Regions from separate parts of the Mus musculus genome. Here region 1 is linked to region 2. Evidence: chromatin loops called from intact Hi-C (ENCODE). Cell type or tissue: gastrocnemius. All regions are shown on one strand. Each heading gives the region's core, and the rest is flanking DNA. Links, peaks and the distances in the headings are about the cores only.

Evidence for each region. Hi-C counts contacts between places; a loop is a spot of excess contacts. Peaks named below come from ENCODE experiments on the same cell type or tissue, not always from the same donor. Only the 100,000 strongest peaks of a DNase experiment are listed, where the experiment ranks them.
Region 1: it touches region 2 in a loop (4-fold over the local background); 32 of 42 quality-filtered maps call a loop at or near these places.

Annotation. Positions count from the first base shown.
Region 1 is chr4:53,839,775-53,852,031 of GRCm38, reverse strand. Tmem38b (transmembrane protein 38B) reads right to left here. Exons shown (of 6, transcript NM_028053.2): 2 at 11,249-11,405; 3 at 2,982-3,166; 4 at 1,471-1,558. Among named protein-coding and RNA genes, the nearest start is that of Tmem38b, 20 kb to the right of the region's middle. In gastrocnemius, for the core only: CTCF peaks have their summits at 5,303 (motif pointing right) and 6,543 (motif pointing right); a DNase peak (open chromatin) is centred at 6,554; H3K27ac peaks cover 1,125 bases.
Region 2 is chr4:53,733,804-53,746,060 of GRCm38, reverse strand. Fktn (fukutin) reads right to left here. Exons shown (of 10, transcript NM_139309.5): 5 at 10,934-11,211; 6 at 8,402-8,534; 7 at 1,313-1,442. Among named protein-coding and RNA genes, the nearest start is that of Fktn, 26 kb to the right of the region's middle. In gastrocnemius, for the core only: a CTCF peak has its summit at 6,603 (motif pointing left); a DNase peak (open chromatin) is centred at 6,650; H3K27ac peaks cover 617 bases.

The sequences.
Region 1 (12,257 bases), core at 5,209-7,708, 110 kb before region 2:
AAACATCCCATTCCAGCCCGGGGCGGCCATTGGCACAAGCATGCACTAGGACACACCTGTGAACATGCTTACACACATATATACATACATACATATGACCTCTGCCCAATGGAATATGATTTATTTTGATGTTATTTTGTTACTCTCATTGTTTCGTTCCTATGCTAAAGTAGCTCCTTAAGGAAATGGTTTTGACATACACACTGCCCATTTTGGATTATGTTTTCTTAAAGACTGACTCTAAAAAATAAGCAGTTTGTAGATAACTGGGAAAGGGCACTGGAGAAGGACTTAAAGGAGATTTAAATCAGAGTTAGACCTGTTATGAAGACTGAGATGAACTGGAAAATTCTATCGCTGCTTCCTATGAAACAGGAAGTCAGAGTCTCCTTCCAAATCACAATGGTGGAACAGACTGTAGCAGTAGCAGATGCTCCTCTTCCAAAAAGGGAAAGGAGAGAGCCCTGGCACCAAGACGGTTCAAACTCCAGCACATCAGTTCCATGGGGATCCTGGGCTTCAGGCTCTATGCTTTAACTGTGTACACCATGGCCCTGGCCTCTGCACTTCAACTCCAGCCTGTGCCCCTGGACCATCACACTCCCCATCCTTCCTCAAAACCAGTCCTGCTTATCTTGGTCGCTTCCTAGCTCTAGGACTCATCCCCTACTCATGGCCACACATCGTATATGCTAAAAGCTAGGATCCACACATAAGACATGTCCACATCATTGTCTGATAGGGTTTGTTGGTGGTGGTGTTATGTGTATGGGTGTTTTGCATGCATGTGTATATACTGCATACCACATATGGCTGGTGTGACAGAGGTCAGAAGAGAACATCAGATCCAGTGGTGCTGGAGTTGCAGAGTTATGAGGCGTCGTGTGGGGTCCTCTGTAAGTGTAGCACTGAGCCTTCCCTTCAGCTTCCAAGCTGGGTTGTTTTTTCATTAATTTATTTGCTCACTTTATATCCCAATCGCAGCCCCCACCTTTCCTTCCAGCTCCTCCCCACACAGCACCTGCCTCCCCTTCTCCCTACTCTGTCTTCTGTGACGAGGAAGACATCCACGCCCCATATCACACCACTCTGGCACATAAGTCACTACAGAACTATGTACATCCTTTCCCACTGAGGCCAGACAAGGCAGCCCAGGTAGGGGAATAGTAGCCCCCGCTCCAGTTGTTGGGGGACCCACATGAAGACCAAGCTGTTCTTCTGATACATATTGGGGGGGGGTAGGTCCAGTCCATGCCAAGCTGTTCTTATAAAGAAGAGGAATCCAAAGAAAACTGATGTTTCCTTTGAGAGTTCATCTGAATTAATGAATTTGCTGGTTTTCTTCCCAATGTGACTGTTATTTGTTCCTTGGGTATGTCTCAGTCATATACATAGTTTCAAGCATTTTAAAGCAACTAGATGGCATCTAAGGCTGAAAGTCCACATCTCAGTATAATACAGACCACTTACAAGGACATCTTCAGCCATTCATCACCTTCTGGTTTCCAGTCTCCTTTTAACAACTGTTCACAAGCTGTGACGACAGCACCACCTGCACCTAAAGACAAAATAAAAAAGAAACAAGGAATTTATGGTAGGAGAAGTCAGAATTTCCCCTCCTAGTCCAAAATTCAAGATTACCAAAACAAAATTCTCAAGGGGAAGAAAAAAATGTGTCTTCTTACACTGAGATCTGAGATGAGTGCATTTCCCTCCTCAGAATGTCAATGTCTGCCTTACTGTGACCTAAGGTTAAAGCTGGGCTCTCAAGCAGAGACATGTATATGTAGAATTGTTTTAGGAAAAACAAGATCCTCTCTTTACATTTCTTTCCTTGATATGGCTAATTTTAGGTGTAGTACACCATAGCAAAGGTTACAGAAACTTGTCAACTCCTACATATAAAACAGCAGGATTAGTGACATTGTTAGAAGCACTTCCCTAACATATATCAGTCCTCAACAATGCATAAACCAGGCATGGCAGCACTTGCCTGTGATCTCAGCACTCAGGAGGTAGAGGCAGGATGTTCAGAAGGTCAAGGTCATCCTCAACTACACAGTTAACAGGGGCCCAGCCTAAACTACTTGAAATACGGACAAAGAAAAAGGAGAGAAAAGGGAAGGGGAGGGGAGGGGAGGGGAGGGGGAGGGGGAGGGGAGGGGAGGGGGAAGGGAGGGGGGAGGGGAGGGGAGGTGGGGAGGGGAGGGAGAGAGAAAAAGAGAGAGAGAGAGATGGGAGGGAGGGAGGCTATAGAATAAACAGAAAGCGATTCGACCAATGTGATTATGAATATCTGCTATTTGCAACAACTGACAAGAAAGGAAAGAATATAAAGCAATTTGTTTTCATTTTTAGACAGGGTCTTTCTATTCTAGAATTCTCTGTGTAGCTCAAGTTGGCTTCAAACTTGTGATCCTCCTGCCTCAGTCTTCCAAGTATTCAGATTATAGGTATGCCTCACCCCGCCCAGCCTCAGCCATTTTTTTAAATTTACATTAGACAAAGTTTCATATAAAACATATTTCATATATGGTAAAATAATTACTTATGATTCTATCTGGTTCTGAAACAACAAAAGAAATTACTCATAAGAAACTTTACAAGGCCACCAGGCTCAAAATAATGGCTGGAGTGATAGCTCAGAGGTTAAGAGCACTGGCTGTTCTTATAGAGATCCTGAGTTCAATTCCCAGCAACCACATGATGGCTCATAACTATTTATAATGAGATCTGGTGCCCTCTTCTTCCACAAAAGCATACAGGCAGAACACTGTATATATGCTAAATAAGATCTTAAAAGAATAATGGCTGATCACCAATACTGATGTAAGTAACTTTTACATTAACTTTACGAGTTAAAAAACTAGACAAGGCTCCCACTTTCCAAAAAGATTTTTACAGTATGTCATCCCCATCCCTGTAAGCAAAGAAGTATTCATGGGCTACAGTACATCAGGAACACAATTTGTCAATCTCACCTCGGGCCCATCCAACAACTATCATGACTATCCAGGCATTTCTGTAATAGCTATTAGCATCCGAGACTCCGCCTACTATTTTCCACGTCCGGGTCACTTCCTTCATTCCCGCAGCCAGGAACTGAATAGGTTGATATGAATAACCCTGGGAAACTAGGTCACGAGGGCAAAAGAATACAATATACCTGAAATTAAAATTTAAATATTTCAATATGTAAATAATATCAGAGGAATAGAAGTGAAAATCTAATTCACCACCACTAAGAACATGGCGTAACACAACCAAAGCAATCATCCGTAAAAACCTGGAAAAAGCAGACTGGATACTAAATTGCTTTTTACGTTACACAATATATATATAAGTCTGTAGCATGAGGAGGAGAAGCCACGTACTTTGCAATGCTCTATACAATTTTTTCATTCATCCATACACTATGAGAAGAAAATTAGGTACATAATTAATTAAGAGAAAGAAGCAAGTGCCTTACCAGTTCCAGCAGGTATGGACTATGCGCATACGATGTCTTTGTTCTTAGGGAAAAGGAGTTAGACAAACCAGCCTTTGGGCAAAAAAGCAAGGGCAGCATTTCTACTCCTACCACTATCTTGACCTGTGTCCCTTAGCTTAGAGTGTAAGTTAGAAATCTATACAAAGACAGAGAGAACTCCCAAGGAAATAGGCTGATGTTGTGGAGAATGTATGTTCATGCATCTGAAAGAATATTGAGCTCAATCTTTAATTTGATTGAAGAAGCTTAGTTATAGCCAGTGAAGTTGTTGCTAATTTAACAGTAATACAGCTGTTCTCTGGTGATCCAGAGTTTTAAACTTTGTTCTTCAGCATCTCCTCAAATACTACCAACATTATTTACTAGAAAATACAGGTTTTCCCCTCCATTCCTAATAGACAGTTTGGTATGTAGAGCACAATACATCTTCTAATGGAGTGATACAGAAAACAGGGCACAGAAAAAAATGTTTGGGCCGGGCGTGGTGGCGCACGCCTTTAATCCCAGCACTTGGGAGGCAGAGGCAGGAGGATTTCTGAGTTTGAGGCCAGCCTGGTCTACAGAGTGAGTTCCAGAACATCCAGGGCTACACAGAGAAACCCTGTCTCGAAAAAAAAAAAAAATGAAAAAAATGCCTGGTTTTTTTTTTTTAATCAAGTGTTAATTTTATTCTAATTCATGAGTCATAAACACAAAAACCTCACATGCATTCACCAAATATAAAATATTTGCCAACACTGCTCCCGAGACCAAATATGGAAGCAAAGGTCAGCCGCTACATTCTTCTTACTCAAGGTCCCACTCACTGCACCACAGTCCACAGAATGTCTGTTTCATTTCATCTCAACACAAGACAGGCGGTGGCTCTGTACAGCTGAAGCAGTTGCTTCTTACACCTCAAAGTGGCTCTCATACACTGCTCCTTACTACATAAAGTAAAGGCTACAGTGCTCATCATTGGATTCCACTGGTTGCTGGATGGCAGGAATCAACTTATCAATCTTATCAACTGTTCTCGAACCAAAAACTCAGCACAGTGAAAAATAGCTCTAAGCTGAATTCAATCTGGAGGCAAAATACAAAACATATCAAAGAATCAATTAATTACAGAGTAAGGAATGAAATATCTGGAGACAATTTTAAGTAAACTGAAGTAAGATGGTTTAAATTTTTTTTACATTGACATATGATATTTTGAAAGTTTTAAATGTAGAAATGATTTCTAGGAAGTTGGACAATGGAGAAAAAAATCATATACACTTAAATAATGAATTGTCTATATATTCTTAATAAAATGAGACAATACTTTGGTATCTCTTATAGATTAGATAAAGAACAGATGCTATAGTTTTCCTTCAGTAGTAACTCACATTAAAAATGGCATGCTCAAAAGAACAAAACCAGTATTACAACAGCTCCATTTGCCTTCCCTAATTCCATCTGTAACATGTGCTCAAACTTATTACACAACAGCAGCTTTTACATTCAACTATGCCATATAACAACACACCATCTATAAGTTATAATTGTTGCTTTTTTAATAAGATATTTGTTTTTTTTTCTTTTGGTTTTTCTTTTCTTTTTTTAAGATTTACTTGTTTATTTTATGCATGTGAGTACACTGTAGCTGTACAGATGGTTGTGAGCCTTCATGTGGTTGTTGGGAATTGAATTTTTAGGGCCTCTGTTTGCTCCGGTCAACCCCACTTGCTCCAGTCAACCCCCGCTCACTCAGGTCAACTCTGCTCACTCAGGCCCAAAGATTTATTTATTATTATACATAAGTACATTGTAGTTGTCTTCTGACACACCAGAAGAGGGCGTCAGATCTCATTATGGGTGGTTGTGGGCCACCATATGGTTGCTGGGATTTGAACTCATGACCTTCATAAGAGCAGTCAGTGTTCTTACCCACTGAGCTATCTCACCAGCCCTCTCCTTTTGGTTTTTTCAAGACAGGTTTCTTTTGTAGTCCTGGCTATCCTGAATCAGCTCTATAGACCAGGCTAGCCTCAAATTTACAGAGATCTACCTGCCTCTACCTCCTGGGTGCTGGGATTAAAAGCACATGCCACCATTGCCCTGCATCAGATATTTCTAAAGTACACATAAAACCTTACATATTAGTGAAACCTCTGTGCCCACCTGAGTTGCCATGGAGCAAAAGGAACAACTCTGTCATGTCCAACAGACTTATGAATGAGCGTGAAAGACAAATGACTGCAGACAAAATCACTCTTGTTCTACAATATAAGTTAGCTATATAATGTTCCGCTGATGAATTACTGGGAAATGTCATTAATTAAACAGCACATCTCTTCTGTAAAGATTGTAATTTCACCTTAAGTTTGTAATATCCAAAAAACCTTTACCTTGTAAGTACCTAAAACATACACATAGATACATATACATATGTATACATACAGGAAAGGAAAAAGAAATGGAATGAGAAGATAATAATGGATTTCTCAGATACTTTTAAGTTCTGTGGGTCAGATTAATAAAAAGAGAAAAATGACAAAGGGTAGAAATTAGTGTAAAATAGGATACAACCAACATAAACCAGTGTAAACAGGTTTTAAGATGGGAGCTGAATTTAGGTTAAAACCAGGGGTTAAGCAGAAGGCGCTTTGCTGGGCTCATCACTGAGAACACTCCCTCTCTTACCATCAACTCTCCCTGTCTACCTAAGGCAGTATCCTTAGGCCAAAACTGGGCCAAACAGAACACAAACCACACCCATGTTAGTCTACTGCAATAGCCCTGGCCTCTGGTTAGGACACCAAAGAAATTTCATGGATATATCTTGAAAAAGATTATAAAACTGTGACTCTTATATTTCCCTCATTTAAATGTAATCTCCTTAAAGAATGCCTGGAAGTTTAAGGAAAACATTATGAGACATAAAATCATTAGATAGAAAAATTATAAATTATGTACTGCCCGCATAAATAAATGGCTTTTTAAAAAGACAACACAAATGAAAGTATATGGAGTTTTCAGACAACAGCTGTATACAGACAGAAGCAAGCTCTTGTCTGTCTTTACCAGTAGATGGTGCTAACCCCCAGGCATGCTACCGTTCTGAAGCTGACCTCACTTGAATATATAATTCCCCAGATCATTTGACTCTCAAAATCAGAAGCAAAGACTGACATGTTATTCTAAATGTTAAAACTTTTCTAATTAAACAATAAGATACACTGTCTTGACTCTAGCATCATTTCTCATATTGAAGAGACTGTAAGGACAACATTTCTATTTCAGAGTTCAAAGCAATTTACTGCTTATGCACCAACTAACAGATGAAATAACCATGGTTTAAATCTGGGCTCTGGATACTCAGGGTCTCCAATTCCTTGGCTAAGTCATTAATTTCTTTGTGCCTTGCGTCACGCTCTGTTAAGGCTAAAGCAGTACTCACCACAGCTTCAAAAACCCAGAATTACAGGGCCCAGATATAACTAGTGACCTGCATCCAGTACAGAGCAAGCAAAATCCGAGTGTGAAGACTAACCAGAGAAGCATGGCACTGTGGCCATGAAACTCTGGCAGCACACACACACCCTGGTTTAAAGATGAGAAAGGTTAAATATAGGCGAGCAAAGAACAGAACAAAATTAATTAACAATGTCAGAATATTCTGATTTTGTAATATCCTTTGTCCAACAAATAACAAAATTCTTTATATCTAGGTAAATTCCAAGTATTACATATATAACAGAGACATGTTAAATAATAATAAATAGGCTTGAATTTGAATTAGAGATAAATATTAGTATGAACTCAAGTCATTTTCTCTTTCTTTACCCTAGCTCATTTCAATAGATGCCTTAGCAGTGTCTCCAATGCTCTGAGTGAACCTTGAAAAAACTATTTCTCCTTAAATGAAACTAAAACTAATTCCAGAAGAAAGGTATAAGAATCTTAAAATACCAAGAGGCATGAAAGCTGAAAAGGCTCCCACTGGCCAAAGATGGAACAGATTCAAATAATGACAAAAAATGCACTCTGTATAATCTCACAAATCATCCTTTAATCTGAGTTCATACACAGGTTTGTTGCTGTTGTTGCTGTTGCTGCTGCTGCTGTTGTTGTTGTTGTTGAACTGACCATCTTTGCAGGATGACCAGCAAACAAATAACCAAGCAACAGCCCTGCCTCTCTCTGAGAAGTACAACAAGCTAAATAAAGATCGGGCAAGTCAGAGTGTTGATAAATGCACGTGTGTGGCGGGAAAGGAAGGAGTATCAGGAGCAGTGGCCATACATCACAGCAAAGAGGACAGAGGGAGGGAGACTCTGTAGGGATGGACAGTAGGTCATGAGAAAGCTCAGGCTGTTGTTCCTGAAAAGACATTATTGCACGCAGGAGTGGCACACTATAACTTATTTTAAGATAATCACTTCATCATTATGTGAAGAATATCTAGGGGGTAATGAATAAAGCAACTAGCCCACCTAGGAAGTTACTGAAAGTCCAGGCCAGAAGTGGGAGGACTAGTACTTAACACTAGAAACAGGAGAGATAGGACGGTAACAGAATCTGGCTATCTTCCTTTTTATATAGTCTCAGCATTTATACAACATTAAAATAATCCAAAATGCTAGTATCTCTGTAAACGACCACTATAGACTGGAAGTCCTTTACAGTGCTTCTGGAGGACGATGCTAGGAGATGAGTCAGTCAGTCTAAGACACAGGGCAGCTGTCATGCGCGGAGGCTCTACAGTCACACTTGTTCTGACTCTAGCCTACTCAGAAATTATGGCAACTGTTCCCTGGTCTCAATTTCCTCGCTGTCAAGTGGAAGTAGTAACAACAGCTGCCTCTTGTGGAGGGTGAACAGAACGCACTGGAAGGCAGGCTGAAGACTGGGGAGGGTAGCGCAGGAGAGAGCAGGGAGCTTGGGAAGGATGGGGAGTCGGCCAAAACTAAGCATGTATGAAAATGCCATAAGGAAACCTGTCACATGTAATCCAATGCTTTTAATTCTTAAAGGGTTGGAGAGGTGGCTCAGCAGGTAAGAATAGTGGCTGCTCTCACAGAATACCTGGCTTCCTTTTTCAACATCATAATTGTGGCTCACAATTATGTGTAATTTCAGTTCCAGGGTATTCAATGTCCTCTTCTGGCTCCTGAGGGACCAGGCACATACATACATTCGTGTTATATATACATACATACATACATATGTACATACAGACATTCAAGCAAAACACCCATACACATAAAACAAAAATAAATAAATCAGCCCGGCGTGGTGGCACACGCCTTTAATCCCAGCACTCGGGAGGCAGAGGCAGGCGGATTTCTGAGTTCAAGGACAGCCTGGTCTACAGTTAGTTCTAGGACAGCCAGGGCTATACAGAGAAACCCTGTCTCGAAAAACCAAAATAAATAAATAAATAAATAAATAAATAAATAAATCTTTAAAAACATAATTATAGTAGCTACTTCACAGGACTCATAGTATGAAAATAAATATAAAGAATTTACCTAATATCTCGTTCAATACATACTAGCTATCGAATGATTAACTCCACTCCACCCACCTTCCACAGCCAAAAAATATAAACTACTAAGAGAAAGAAAGTAGTGATTTTACTGAAAGCAAGCAACACCCTGTGAAATCTTTGAAGACTTTCCTGTGTAAGTCTGGTAGTATAGTCTCTTTCATTCTCATTTGATAGAGTGAGTTATGATTTAGATACCAACTACTTGAGAGAGAAATTTGTAATTGTTGTTAGTAAAAAAAAAAATCCTAATTTAACACCAGATTAGATTAAAAAACAAAACACAGTAAAACTTGGAGGAGGCTTAGCCTGCAGAACAATTCGATGGAGTCAGCCATTCCATACCTGATTGTATAGCTTACACATTTATTGGATGTTTAGAACAGTTATAGATGAATTTAACATTTAGCTACAAATCAGAGAAATGCAACATATAGTTCCATAGTATTTAAGTAATTTTTTTCTCTTAAAGTCACCAGGAAAAGATTTTGTCAGGAAAAAAATTATAATAGCTACTTGTGGTGGTTTGAATATAGTGGCACTATTTGCAGATGTAGCCTTGTTGAAATAGGTGTGGCCTTGTTAGAGGAAGTGTGTTACTGTGGACGTGGGCATGAAGATCTTCATCCTAGCTTCCTGGAAGTTAGTATTCTCCCGTTGTCCTTCAGAACAAGAAACAGAACTCTCAACTCCTCCAGCCCCACATCTGCCTAGACACTGCCAGGCTCCCATCTCGATGATACTGGATCTCTGACCCTATAAGCCAGCCCCAATTAAATGTTGTCCTTTATAAGACTTGCCTTGGTCATGGTGTCTGTTCACAGCAGTAAAACCCTAACTAATAATATACTACTTCACAGGACTCGTGATGTAACATGAAAATGAGTCTTAGCTGGTACATAATTCTAATTCAATAATTACTAGCTATCAAGTGAGTAATTCCACCCACCCTTCCACAGTGATAGGTTTCCTCTACTACTTTACCATTACCACTATTATTTGTAACATCCATACCTGTTTGTAACGACTTAAACATTCACAATTATTATAATAAAATGAATTTTTGGTTATTTTTCTCACTGAGTTGTATGTGCATGATGCGCAAAAGGCTGCATGCTATAGTGAACGTGTGGAAGCCAAGAGGCTTCTCTGGGCGGCCGATTCTCTCCTTCAGCTTTGTGTGAGTTCAAGAACTAGAATGTAGGCTGCCAGGCTTAAACGGCTAGCTCCTTTACCTACTGCGCCCTCTCACCAACCCCAGGAAAAATGAATTCCAAATGTTCCTTATATATTAAATTGATAGTGTTTTTAAATTGAAAGCATAGTTTACTTTAAATAAAACAAAGCATGTTGATTAGAATCAATATATTTTAACTTAATTAATCAATCTTGTTAAGAACCATCTAAATCTGTATGAAGAAGAATCCAAGCCAATTCCTACTATCATTTTCCCAATTCATGTTTAAAGATGTCAGAAGCTTGGGGCTGGAGAGATGGCTCAGAGGTTAAGAGCACTGACTGCTCTTCTGAAGGTCCTGAGTTCAATTCCCAGCAACCACATGGTGGCTCACAACCACCTGTAATGAGATCTGACGCCCTCTTTTGGAGTGTCTGAAGACAGCTACAGTGTACTTACATATAGAATAAATAAATCTAAAAAAAAATGTCAGAAGCCTTTACATAATCCAATAGCCAGATGTGGTGCAAAGCTGTAACCCCAGCACTGGGGAGGCAGAGGCAGGTAGATCTCTATGAGTTGGAAGACAGCCTGATGAACATACTGAGTTTCAGGACAGCTACACAGTGAAACTCTGAACTTATCTGTCTGTCTGTCTGTCTGTCTGTCTGTCTACAAATAAACAAGCAAATGATGAAGCCAACAAAGAAGAAGAGACAAGAAAAGCTTGGACTTTTTGTTTAGTTGTTCACATTTACATTTTTTAGGATGTCATAATTCTATCTAAGTTTATTTCACAAAACAAAATATTTGGGCTAATATTTGATGTTCTCTAATGTTAAAATGTTCCCACAAACACTAAAAACAATTTCCACTGGAAGAAGATAAGAGGAGGAAGGGGAAGAGGCAAACTTTGCACTTAAAGTCTTTGGCACTATTCGGGTTCGTTCATTGCACATGCATTAACTTAAGGACATAAAAAAGGTTAAAGGAAAAAGATCCATTTTACTGCAATCTATTAAACAATTCTTTAAAGATCTCATAGTGCAGCCTAAGGGCAACTTACCAGATTGAAGATGCCAGTAAAATATTAGTGTGGTTTGTAAGAAACTTCAATGGAGACTCTGCAAGCAGCATACAGGATAAAATTCCTCCACCAAAGCAATGGAGCATGGCACTCAGCCAGCTAGCCAGGGGGTTATTCCAGGCCGCCGCCACTGCTCCTGAAAGGACGGAGTAAAACACGCTCTGAGACCACTGCATAGGTGCCAGGAAGCGCTAAGCACCCAATACACTAGAGAAATAAAGCGTTTGTTGATTTATTTCCCGAAAATTATATTCACAAGTGTGCTCATCATGGCCATTTGAATCAGTATTCTCTTTAGTCACGGGTTTTACTGTGTGGGGTGTGGGAGATGGGAGAATGTGGGTGTGGCTGCAGGTATATGCGGTGGGTGTGGCTGCAGGTATATGCGGTGGGTGTGGCTGCAGGTATGCGGTGGGTGTGGCTGCAGGTATGCGGGAGGTATGTTGGGAGGGTATTCTCCAATGCAGGCACATGGAGGTCAGCGGTGATGTCAGGATCTTTCCTTGATCGTGTCTCCACATTCTCTTTTGAAACAGGGACTTGCCTGCACCTAAAGCTTGCTGCCTCAGTTAGACTGACAGAGCAGTGAGCCTCCGAGATCTGCTGGGTTCTGGGCATGTGTTACTTTAATTGGCTTTTATTTGTGTTACAGAGATCCAAAGTCAGCTCTCCGTGCTTGTGCAGCAAGTGCTTTATCCACTGAGTCCTCTAACCCCCAAACAACAGAGTTTTCTTAAAAAACTGTGGGGTTTTTTGAGGTGGGGAAGAAAGTAAGAGCTAGTGTGCATATCTATGTGCTTGAGCAATGGTGCAATTGCCTATGCACGCACATAAGGAAGCAGGGTTTCTTCCTCTACTGCTCTCTTTTCATTTTTTTAGCCAGGACACAATATAACCTTGGCTGGCCTAGAACTCGCTACATAGGCAAGGCTAGTCTCATACTAGAAACTGGAGATCAATCCATCTATCTCGTCCATCCTTCTGAACG
Region 2 (12,257 bases), core at 5,525-8,024:
GAAATAAACTCGAGGCTAAAAACTCGAATCATGACAAATGACTAAGAATTTTTAATTACTGACTATAAAACAACCTTGCTTCTCTAAAAAGTTAAACTCTAAAGCAAATATCATATATACAAGAGATTACCACTGTGATCTTTTATGTTTTTATTATTTTGTTTCTAATTTAGGGTCTCATGTATCCCAGACTGGCTTTGAACTTGCTATGTAGCTATGGCCTTGAACTTCTGAGCCTTCTGCCTCTACCTCCTGTGCTGGGTTACAGGTGTGTGCCACACCCAGTCTAAGTGTGTAATCTTTCACATAACCTACTCTGTAGGAGAGCCACGAATCCTAGGTTACAACCTGCCGTACAATTATTTAAGGCATTTCCTTTCAGTCTCTAAGTGTCCTGAATTGGACATCAAATTCTATGGTGTCATTTTTAAAAGATGAATTAACCTTTGTACAAATATAGTCACAATCAAAACATAGATATCACCTACAGTAATAATTGCGAAGGAACAGATAAAAAGAACAACCTTAAGGATCTACATAATTCTAAATTCCAAGAAGCTGACCTAATGAATGTGTATCTGGAAACCTTCTCCAGAGTTTAATAGCTGCTGCGTAAGACTACAAAAGTATCTTTCCCCATCTCAAGTGAGTGGTGATGCCAAACCAGTGATGCCCTCAGTGACCTAGAAATGCTAATGGATGACCTCAGAGCATGCCTTCAATCTTCCTCTCACTAGAAATGTCTCCTGCAATGTAAACGTTTCTGTTGTTATTTTAATGTAAAGCAATAATAATATTTGAGAAAACAAAGGTGTTCAGGATAACAAAGGTAATTTAAGAATCACCTGAAAACCAACCATAATATACATGTCTGATGTAAATTTGTACACATTATAACTTGTAGTAAATACAAGTGACCTTAGAGTCTATTTTATAGGGCTGGAGAGATGGCTGAGAGGTTAAGTACATTGGCTGCTCTTCCAGAAGTTCAGAGTTCAATTCCCAGCACTTGCATGATGGTCCACAATCATCTATAATGTGACCTGATGCCCTGTTCTGGTGTGAAGGTGTACATGCAAATAGAGCACTAGTAAACATAAAATAAATAAATAAATAAATAAATCTTTTTAAAGAAGGTTCTATTTTATATTTTATCAATTACTTTTTTAAAGCAGTCAATGCATCTTTGCTTTGTACACTAATGCTTATTCTGATTATAAATAGTACACTGTCAATATTACTGATGCCTGATTACCACAAGCATTTACTCCTAAAGCCAGAGACAGAGAGAGAAAAAGTAAAGCATTTTTACCTAGACAAGTCCCACTGCTCAGCCAGAAGGGCACTCCCAGGTCCTTCAGCGTCTTGGCTGCTAGTTGCAGTAACTCCTTTGCCCTCTTTCGAAAGACCATAGCATCCACAGTATTATCATCAATGTACTGCTGCAGGGTTAACAAACAGTTATCTATTATAACAATCCCTAAACTTCTAGAAACACTAATACGATATTTGAATCAAATTGAGAAATTAACAGTGCATCGTTTTTCCATTGTAAAAAAATCCAAATTTAGGGGGCCTGGGTTGGCTCAGTGGGTAATGTGTTGCCATGGGAGCATGAGGGCCTGAACCTGGATTTTAAACACCCAGATAGAAGCTGGGAGTGTTGGTGTGTGTGCCTGCAACACCCATGCTGTGCAGGTAGGGACAGACAGACAGATCCCTGGAGCTCACTGGCCAACCAGTCTCCAGCAGCTCCAAGTTTAGTGAGAGACCTATCTAAAACCTAAGGTGAAGGAGTGTGTCTGCTGCTAACTTGTCCAAGCTCTGGTGGATGGCCCATGTCAAAGTGCATGTACAAGTACTAAGTGGATTCTGTGGATTATAAACATGAAGGAAATGAAGGCAGAAGGGGGTGCATTGGGCAGGAGTGCAGGAGACTTGGGAGTGGACAGAAACAAGATGTAGTAGAGGAAGACACCAAGTGTTAGCCTCTGGCCTCACAGATACAAGTGCACAACTGTGCCCATACATCTATATACACAGGCACAAACTCATAGACCCAACACGCCCAGAAATCAGAGTTTCCTAGTCACACATTAAAACAATTAGGATAGATTCTAGAAGAACCACTTTAGAAGGAAAGAATGGAAGGAACTAGTATTCCCCAATGATGAGACTTCAACTGTTATCACTTTTCTCTGCACATCAGAATTTAGCAGGCTGGGCAGCTGGGGGAAAAGAAGAGCTAATTACACAGCTAGAAGCATTAAACAAAATAGATTACATGATGTTTCCATTGTACAGTCATTTACTTCTCTTTAGACACTGGGTAGTCAAGCAGGGAAGGACACTTTCTGAATCAGATAACCTGTGTTTGGCTCTAGGTCCATCTCCTTTCACAAGAGTGTAAGCTTGATGAAGAAAAGACATCAAATACCCATGTCTACACCAGTATCTCCACGTCTCATGAATGAACAAGAGAACGGAGGAAGCAAATTTCATTGCCACTACTGACTTCATTTATTTATAACTTAAAGACAGTAACTGTGCTTTGCAGAACCACTCTACAGGTCTAAGTGAAAGCCTTCTGTAAAATACACAGTTTTGTATAATATCATCTTTACTTAGTCATGTTGCTTGTTTGGATTTACTGCATTTTATCCTGTAACTGAAGAAAACAGGATGAATTCTTCAGTGATAGCTCACTATGGAACAAAATGTAAGCTATTTGGCCTAGAAGAGCAAGGACACAGGTCCCTCCTGCCTTCTGCTCTGCCTTCATCACTAGCCTCTTTTTACATGTCCTGTTATAGCAATAAAATGCAACTTCTCAGCCCGGCAGTGGTGGCCCATGCTTTTAAAGGACGATCTCTCTGAGTTTGAGGCCAGCCTGGTCTACAGAGCAAGTGAGGTCCAGAACAGCCAGGGCTACACAGAGAAACCCTATCTCAAAAAAAAAAAAACAAAAACAAAATCAAGTAACCACCCAAACAAAAGCAATATGGCACAGCCTTTCTAGCCTATGTGACCTTATATGCTGTTTTCTTTTTTAGTGTGCCTCTGACTCTGAATACAATGAAAATCATGTTTTCGATCCAGTCTCTGAGAAATAACCCAGTTTTCCTAAAAGACAGGTGAGTTTATTTTCCCAGTGTTCCCACTGATCATGTACTAATACACAAAGCCAAATACATCAGTCAGCTCCTCCATTAACCTACAACAGTCACCACTCACACATACTTTTAAATTCTTTAAAAAATTAATATTTTTTATGTCTGTGTACTATGTACATGCCTGGTATCCATGGAGATAGAAGAGAACATGAAATCTCTTGAGGTTATAGATGGTTGTGAACCGCCACGTGGGTGCTGGGCATCAAACTTTGGTCCTCTGGAGGAGAACCAGCGCTTTTAACCACTGAGCTGTCTCTCTGGCCCCGCATGTTCATTCTTACTTTAGTTGTTACTGTTGGTTTTGTCTCAGTCTCCTCAGTGAGGCTGTACACACGAGAGCAGGCACCGCACTTCTCCCCACGGAATCTATAACGCTGGAATGTCGTGTGCTCCTGAGGAGGTGAGCAGCAAATACTGTAGGGAGACTAAAGGAGGAAGTAACTACTTCTGACAATGTCCTAAAGTAACTGGGTTCCTTTACAAGAATGCAGGAGAGATACAGTTTACAGAGATGTCACTGGGACAATAAGGAATGGAACCACTAAATGGCTCTCTTCAGGAACAAAGTGTCTTATGAAGGAGCGCTCCTTGCAGGTAAATTGTTCTTATGGATTAAGCAAACTATAAAGAATCTCCTGAAATAAAATATCCCTTTCCTGAGCCACTGCTTTTTTTAGAGCACACGACTGGATTGGGAGATATATGTTCCTATGCTTGTTATAAGGAATGCCTAGAGCTAAAGTTTACAGACCCAGCTGCCATGTAGACTACATGCTAAGCCAATATGACAGTGTTAAGTGATATCTTGAGGCTACAATTTTCCTTTCTGTTAAAAAATTCTTGCCTTATGAGAAACCTTTCTTCAAGCTGTTGATCAGAGGAGTCCAAGAAACTCCCAAACGATATAAGCCATTGTCCTTGGTTGCCTTTCAGAACATGAAGGGAAGGCACTAGCTGAAGACACTACACACTTTATTCACGGGACTCAGAGGAATCTAGCTAAAAATGACCTGGAAGCCTTATTCCTGAGGACTGCCTCTCATAGCATCTGAAGGTGCTCATGCAAACTGCAAAGGAGAAAAGCAGTAACAGCCTTACTCAACTACAAACCCTACACCACATCAATGAGCCGCATGGCGAGATGCCACCAAGGATTCCACAGTGGCACTTACATCTTGGGAGTAACCAACAGCCACCTAATTGGACTTAAGGCTTGCTCAGTAGGAAGGATCTCGTGCCTGGTTTTGTAAACCCGGCCAGGGGAGGAAAGAGGTCATGGAGCCTAGAGGAGAACCTACTACTGCCCCTTTCCTAAGCCAGTGTAATTCTACTGAATTCTGAATACGAGTATTTGCCTTGCAGCCACAGTAAGCATAGCTCTCACCCCTCATCAATGAAGCTTCTTTCTACGTCACATGGAGACCACCATAGAGAGTCACAGTTAGCCACAATGCAGAGAACTGAACGTGGGGTGCCTAGCTCAGCCAATACATGTACAACCCAATCCCTGTTCTATGGAAGAGGGGCAGGACTCAGAGTGAAAAGATCACACTGTCAGACAGCATCCTCTATAGAGGACACGACATGAACCCCCAAACTTTAACAATATGGTCACCTCAACAGGACTACAGGTACAATGAGTACCACTGACATTACAGTGTGGATGGGAGAAATCTCATAAGGCCCTAATCCCTAGATGAAGAGCTATAGGCAGTGAATGGCTGCTAACAGATGGACAAACAGTTTTCTCCAGTCCCCTGATAGGTTATCCAATGTTGTTTAGCTAGCTCTTATAACTTAATCAGGGTGGAAATAATGATTTGAATTTACAGATTTCATCAAATAGACACAGAAATAAATATATACAGACATATGCACAATGTTTCTATTAAGTGAGACAGCTGTGTACAGCAAAACCCAAAGAGCAATGGGCATACTACCTACTCCCCAGATGTCGGCTTCTACAAGGACTCAGGAGAAATGGCTGACCCCAGAGCTGGGATAGGAAAATCACAGGATGAGCCTAGAATATCTGTATTTTACTAAAATGGAAGAAAGAATGAGATAAGCCAGAAGATACAAAAGCTATCCGGAAGAGTTTTTAACTGGCCAAATGTGGACCAATCTGAAGATTAAAATAACTCATTAAACAGGAAACCATGAGTCTCTTATCTTAACAATAAATTTGATAAGAAATATAATATTTTAATAGTTACAAAGTAGCTTGCAAACAAATGCTTCTGATTACAAAGGGAAAAATGCAATAGCACAAAAGTGAAGGCAGCAGGTAAGAGGCAGGATGCAACCCCAGCAGTGTTCTGTGGCCTTCCTCTGAACATTCCCGCCAGAGGGAGAAGGGAGGCCACAGGACTCGAGAAGTCATGAGAACTAAAGGTCTCAGGAGATCCCCAAGGCCTTGCCCCTAGGCAGTCATAGTAGGTGCTGAGACTGATGATGCCCCCTGGTGCTGTGTGGAACTTCAGGGTACACAGCTTTTCTAAGTGTTCCTCACACAGAGGTGAGCTTCGTGGTGATGCAGCTGACAGAGACATCAGACTCCTGGAACTTCTCACCCATGGTCTCGGAAGTAACCTTAACAAACTCAGGGGTTCACCACGCTAGACTCGGGTGGAATCGGTTTTCAGTGTGCTGTTAGTGTCCTATCTGGGGTGAACACTAATTGTTCACGCTTCCTCAGGAAAAGCCAGGCGAGAAGCAGTAACAGGGGGTCAGGTAGCACCTTCTGGGACATAATGAGAAGAGCAAGCATAGCAGCACTGCCATGCTCTTTATGAGGAAAACCAGAGGGACAGTCTACAAAATAATATAACCTCCAAAATTATCAAAGCTATGAGAGTAGTTACCCAAACTGGTAGAGAACCCAGCACAGACTACAAGAAATTAAAGAAACAGGAAATCAGTATAGCATGTGATTGTAAACAGAATCCTTTCAATACAAACCTATTATGAGGACAACCAGCAAGATGTGAATGTGGACTTTCGTTGTTGTCTTTAAATTGGTCTTGCCATATGCCTTGGCTTGCCTGGAACTTTTGGCAATCCTCCGGCCCTGGCTTTCCAAACATGAAGATTACAGGCATGTGCCATCATACGCAGCTTAGATTGAGATTAAAAGCAATTTATGTTAATTCTTGATTTTCATGTTCAGACATAGGAAATAGTCTAGTTTTGTTCTGTTGTGTTTTTAGAAAGAACTAAGCTATGTGAGGCTTTGGGATACTGGTTTATAGATTACTCTCAAATGTGCCAGAAAAAAAGAGGCATTATTTCTATTGTACTGGCAACTGTTACATAAGTCAGACACTGCTTTTAAAATATCATTATTAAAACAAACGAGAATGCTAGGGGGTACTCTACTAGGGTTATTGGATTAGTTCATCTCTACAACCATTTAAGACTGTTTGGCGCCATCAAGTGTTCAAATGGGTGTATGCCAACTTTAATTTGAAAGTGTACACTCCTGGTATCTTACTCATGGTTCTAATGTAAGAGGATAAAGTAAGACCATGACCAAGCCCTCTAGTCACTGCACATCACAAGGGCAGCGGTGAAAACAAGTCAGGCATCACTAATGACATGGCTGCAATGACTGTCGTGAATAAACTAAGACGCCTGCTACCAGGAAGCTCCCAAAATTAGGAGGAAGCAAGACACTCACAATTCACCATGGCAACTGCTAGGGCAGAGGTGGGCAATGCCCATAGGGCAGGAAGAAGCACTGAATCCATCCCTCCTACCTCTTATCACTGTGTGGTGGAGGCAGAACTTGCCTGCACAACAGGCCTAACACACATGCTGCTCTCTAGCCTCTACCACGAAGCTCAGTAAATTTGACAGCCTTACAGTAATAAATTCAAAAGACCAGGAAGAGCTAGAAGAACCTCTTGGGCTGTCTTGGGTATCAGCATACAGTATGTGAGAAGCCTTGTATTTGAGTCTTGGACCTGGGGCAGCAATGAAAGAGCTGGCACTTAGTAGCTCCTATGTGCTCTAGCTTGCTCTCCAGTACTGTGATAAACACTACAATCAAAGGGCAACTTGGGGGAGAAAAGGGTGTAGCTCACCAGTCACAGCTCATGCCTGAGGGGAATCGGGGCCAGCACTCAAGTGAAGAACTGGAGAGCTGGCCATGATGGCACAGAGGCAGGCAGATCTCTGTGAGGAGAGGCAGAGAACCCCAGAAAGTGAAGGGCAAGTAGAACTGGGGTACCAAATCCCCACAGTCCAACGGCCTGTTTTCACTGCCTTTCTGGTCTCATATGACTTGTTACAGTTGAACTTTTACGCCCACCAAAATCATTTTTATATCACTACAGTCAGAAACCTACAAAGTTAGAACAGTAGAGGAAAAGCTGAAAATTCAGCCGGTCTTTGTATAGCTCTTTGCCAAACACACACACACACACGCACGCGCACACACACACACACACACACACATACTCAGTGCCAAACTTAGGAAAAAAAAAAAAACCTTTCTAAATTCACATGACCCCTCTTCAGTGGCTATATTCTAAGCCAACTTGGACTTCTTTAAAAAAAAAAAAAGTAACTTTAAAACAGTTAATGAGCTATCATAGCTGTGGAATAAGCCAGTGTTAATCCTATCAGGATCTAATGAAATAAAACAATAAAGTAATAAGTATATGATCATTCTCCATTCAGGGAAGAAAAAAGTTTGCCTGCCTCTGTGTGTGTGTGTGTGTGTGTGTGTGTGTGTGTGTGTTCGCGCGCCCATGCGTGAGGTTCAGGGCTGCTTTTAACTTGAGATCTCTGGCTGAGTGCTGGCTGTGGTTACAAGCCTGCCGTATTAGCCAGCAGAATTCAAGTTTTCTTTTGAGATAGCGTCTGTTGGTCAGGGTTGCCTGTGAACTCACCACATAGTGGAGCGTCACCTTCAACTCTCTGCCACTATCTTCCAAGTGCTGGGATTACAGGCACCTGTTACCATGCCTGGTTCATGTGGAGACGGAGAGCAAACTCAAGCCCTGTGCATGCTAGACAAGTACTCAACCGACTAGACTACATCCCCAGCACTCGGGGAAACAGAGTTTAGTGTTTAACTTTAAATGAGAGGAAAATCAGTGATCGACTTAAGAAGCCATTTGAGCCTAGTCTGCAGAAGCCTCTCCATCTCCTCTTATAAACTAAAATAAGCAAATCCTCTCCTTAGCTTTAGCTTAGAAATGCAGGTTTTGGTTGTTTCTAACCTGGAGGAACGCCCGAGCTTCCTTATACCTGCACTCGATAAATCTGGAGTGAGGTACTTCTTCTAGAAAGCGCCCTGGGTCTTTCGGAATAAGCATATCTAGTCCATCAACAGTAACTTGCTGTAACTCTGGCCTGAAAAACAAAAGTTAAAAAGAAACTTTACTATCAAGATTTAACCCAGAGCACTGCCAGCCTTTTAAGACAGTAAACACCAACAAAGAAGCTAAACATCATGTGAGTTTTCTTCAAATCTTTTGGGCATCAATCAGCAACTTTATTAGGACCTTGAAAATCAGACATCAAGTAGCAACACAGAGTTTGAGTTTTAAGTATTTTCACTTATGTAGCTAAATCTGAGGGGAAGGAGAATCGATTTCCCTCGAGGGATGGAACCCAGGGCCTTGTACATGCTACCACTGAGCTACACCCTAGCACCTTAAATTAAAAGTTTTTTCTTTTTTTGGGGGGTGGGGGGGAACAAGCTCTGCTTAAATAGCTGAAGCTGGCACTGAACTTGCTACCCTCCTGCCTCAGCCTCCCAGGTAACTGGATTACAGGCCTCTGCGTCTACAATAGTTTTTCCAGGTACTCTGGCATTTTAAGCAGAAATGAAAGTTGAATGACATCATTTTCAGTTACTAACTTATTTTAAAGTTACAGTTATAAACAGTTACAGTTACAGTTCTTACAGTTATAAACTCCAAGTGAATCATGGTAACCCAGAAGCCTCGCTGACCGGAGAGACGCCTGCAACCCACCCGCATGAATACTGCTTGGGCACTTTCTACTCCTCTATGTGAAACTATAAAGCACACAGACGGCTTTATCTACAGGCTGGCACATGTCACACTCACAAGTTATTTTTTGGTCGGTGATTTTGAACTAAATTATTAACTAAACTTTGAAGTAAACTTTTACTAGTTGAAGAACTAAATGGCTTACTTAAAAAGCCTGTTTAAAACACAAAATAAGAAAAAATGCATAAATATAAGTAGCCGAAGATGTCAACAAACTGTTTCTGACAACCCGGAATCATTTTGGCCAACGATATTCCTGACTTCTCCAGTTCTGACCACCTTTTCAGCTCTTTCTCGCATGGGTAGTTTTAAACACTAAGATGAAGACAGAATAAATGTGCCTTATAGTTCTATGGCATAACAGTGAGCAGTGTATCTCTGAAAAGTGCCCCAAAAGGACTTTGTTATGAAAATTCTTATAAATGACGAAGTTGAAAGCAAAAGACATTCATTGCTATATTTACATCAAGGTCTAGTATATTAACATATTATAACATCATTATTAATGACTTCCAAAGGGAAAGAAAAGTACTACTCTGGGTTATAAAGTTGACATTTATGGTCTAATTTTACATGAGTCTCATCAGGTACCCATTTCTTGCCAGCAGTATTTTTATCATTTTGGTAGATAGTTAAGGGTATACTACTATACACAGTATTATTTTTATCATTGTGATAGTTAAGGGTATCATATAATACACAGTATTATTTTTAGTTTTATTCCTATAATTTCTTAGTTTTCTGAGGCAATGTCTTGTGATTCCATCTAGGCTGGCCAGATCTTGTTATTTAGCCCAGCCTCACCTGTGGCTGGCAAATCTGCTTCACCTTGAGTGCTAGGATTTACAGTTGCGAGCCACCACCTCAGGCCATATTGGAAATAAAGTAATAATAACACATGCATACACACTCAAGTGTATGTATAAGACATAAAGACGTAAGACCATGAGTTACAACACTTGCGATCTCACCTTCATCACATACACTGAGATTTGCCAGTTACCCTAGAGATCTCTGTGTACCCCACTCAGTAGCTCCCCCTCTACCTCCCTATCCAGGGATACACTCTATCTTGCTTTGGAGTAACTTTTCCTTACTAGTCTCAGTACCATTATTCTATTTTAAATATATCCACTGTACTGGCTAGTTTTGTGTCAACTTGACACAGCTGGAGCTATCACAGAGAAAGGAGCTTCAGTTGAGGAAATGCCTCCATGAGATCCAGCTGTAAGGCATCTTCTCAATTAGTAATCAAGGGGGAAAGGCCCCTTGTGGGTGGGACCATCTCTGGGCTGGTAGTCTTGGGTTCTATAAGAGAGCAGGCTGAGCAAGCCAGGGGAAGCAAGCCAGTAAAGAACATCCCTCCATGGCCTCTGCATCAGCTCCTGCTTCCTGACCTGCTTGAGTTCCAGTCCTGACTTCCTTGGTGATAAACAGCAATGTGGAATTGTAAGCTGAATAAACCCTTTCCTCCCCAAATTGTTTCTTGGTCATGATGTTTGTGCAGGAATAGAAACCCTGACTAAGACATCCACGAACACAGTATACCTCTATCCTGTCAGTCTTTTTTGCCTTGAGACACTCACCACTGTGGGACCCATCCACACTACTGCAGAATCACAGTGGATTTCCCTGAGTTATAATACTTCAATGTGTGTATCTATACATACATGTATATATAAATATAAACATATCATATTATTGACTTATTACTGTTTATTGTTATAGATTTACCTGTCAAAGGCTCCAGGATAACGACCAAACTGTAACTTTCGAAAAGGAACAAACTTCCTATCCATGTGTCCTTTGAGTCGTAGGTGACCATGCCAGAGGTAGTTGCCACTCCTCTCATGAAAGACTACCAAGTGGATGGCATGAGTGGTCAGCTTACAGACGTAGTGCAGAGGGATTTCAGTCCCAGAAAGTGAGTCTATTCCATCTAGCCGAGGATCCTTGCTTTCAGTCTTTAGGCATTGAAACCCCATATTCTCAGCTATCCGAAACCAGCCATCCTAGCATAAGACAAGGATCAAGCATGATTATTTAAAACCAAATATTAGTGACAAGATGAAAGCAGCTGTTATACCATTAATTAGGCCATGTTTTTATCCTTGCCTTTTTGCTAGAACATTTTTAATGAGAGTAGTGAACAGAAGGTAGCACGGAAAGACTAAAGTAGCAAAAGAAAGCTGTGGAGAATGGAGACTGTCCCTAAGGACTCTAAAAATTAATGCAAACTTCTCCCCATGGGATGAGAATGCTCATTTAGCGTTCTCTCACTGATGTCCATGAAGTGGATGTTAGGAGCAGGAACAGAAAAGCAAACTTGCAATTGTTATCTCCTATGGCTTTAAAAATGCTTTAACAGAACCCGCACCACAACGCAAACATCAGGAAACCCAGCCCAGCAAACTGTAAGACAATGGATGCTTTTCAAAACCATTAAGATTTAAATCTTATTAAGATTATCCTATATGTAGATTTTAGTAGATGATTAAATATTATTAAGAGTATCTGCTGACCCAGTGGATATATATCCATCACAACTCAAGCATTTATGGCTCAGGGAACATTGCAGGGTGGGGTCTGAAAAATTGTAAAAGCCAGAATACCAGGAAGCCTGATGGGAAACAGTCCTCCTAGAAATGGCTGATATAATTCTGTTTCAATTAAACACACACACAGACACACCCACACACACACCACATGAGTATCTGCTAAGTATGGTGCCCTGTGAACTATAATCCTTACAGAAAGATTATAAATTTGAAACAAAAAAAATCTTTCATTTCACTAGAAATTTAAAATCTCCAAAGAACTTTTACTTATATTCTTACATATGCATTTGGATATGATATCTACTCTATATAAGAAGCAGCATGAGTATTTTAAGTATGGAAACATATTTAAAGTCAACTTTCAAAACGGCTAATAATACAGAGGCACTTAAACTGTACAAGGTGCATGCGCACTGATGATCTCCTTTGATACCCACAGAAACTTTGTGAGGTCAGCCAGGAAGGTATTATTTATGACTAACCTACAGTCATGGAACATA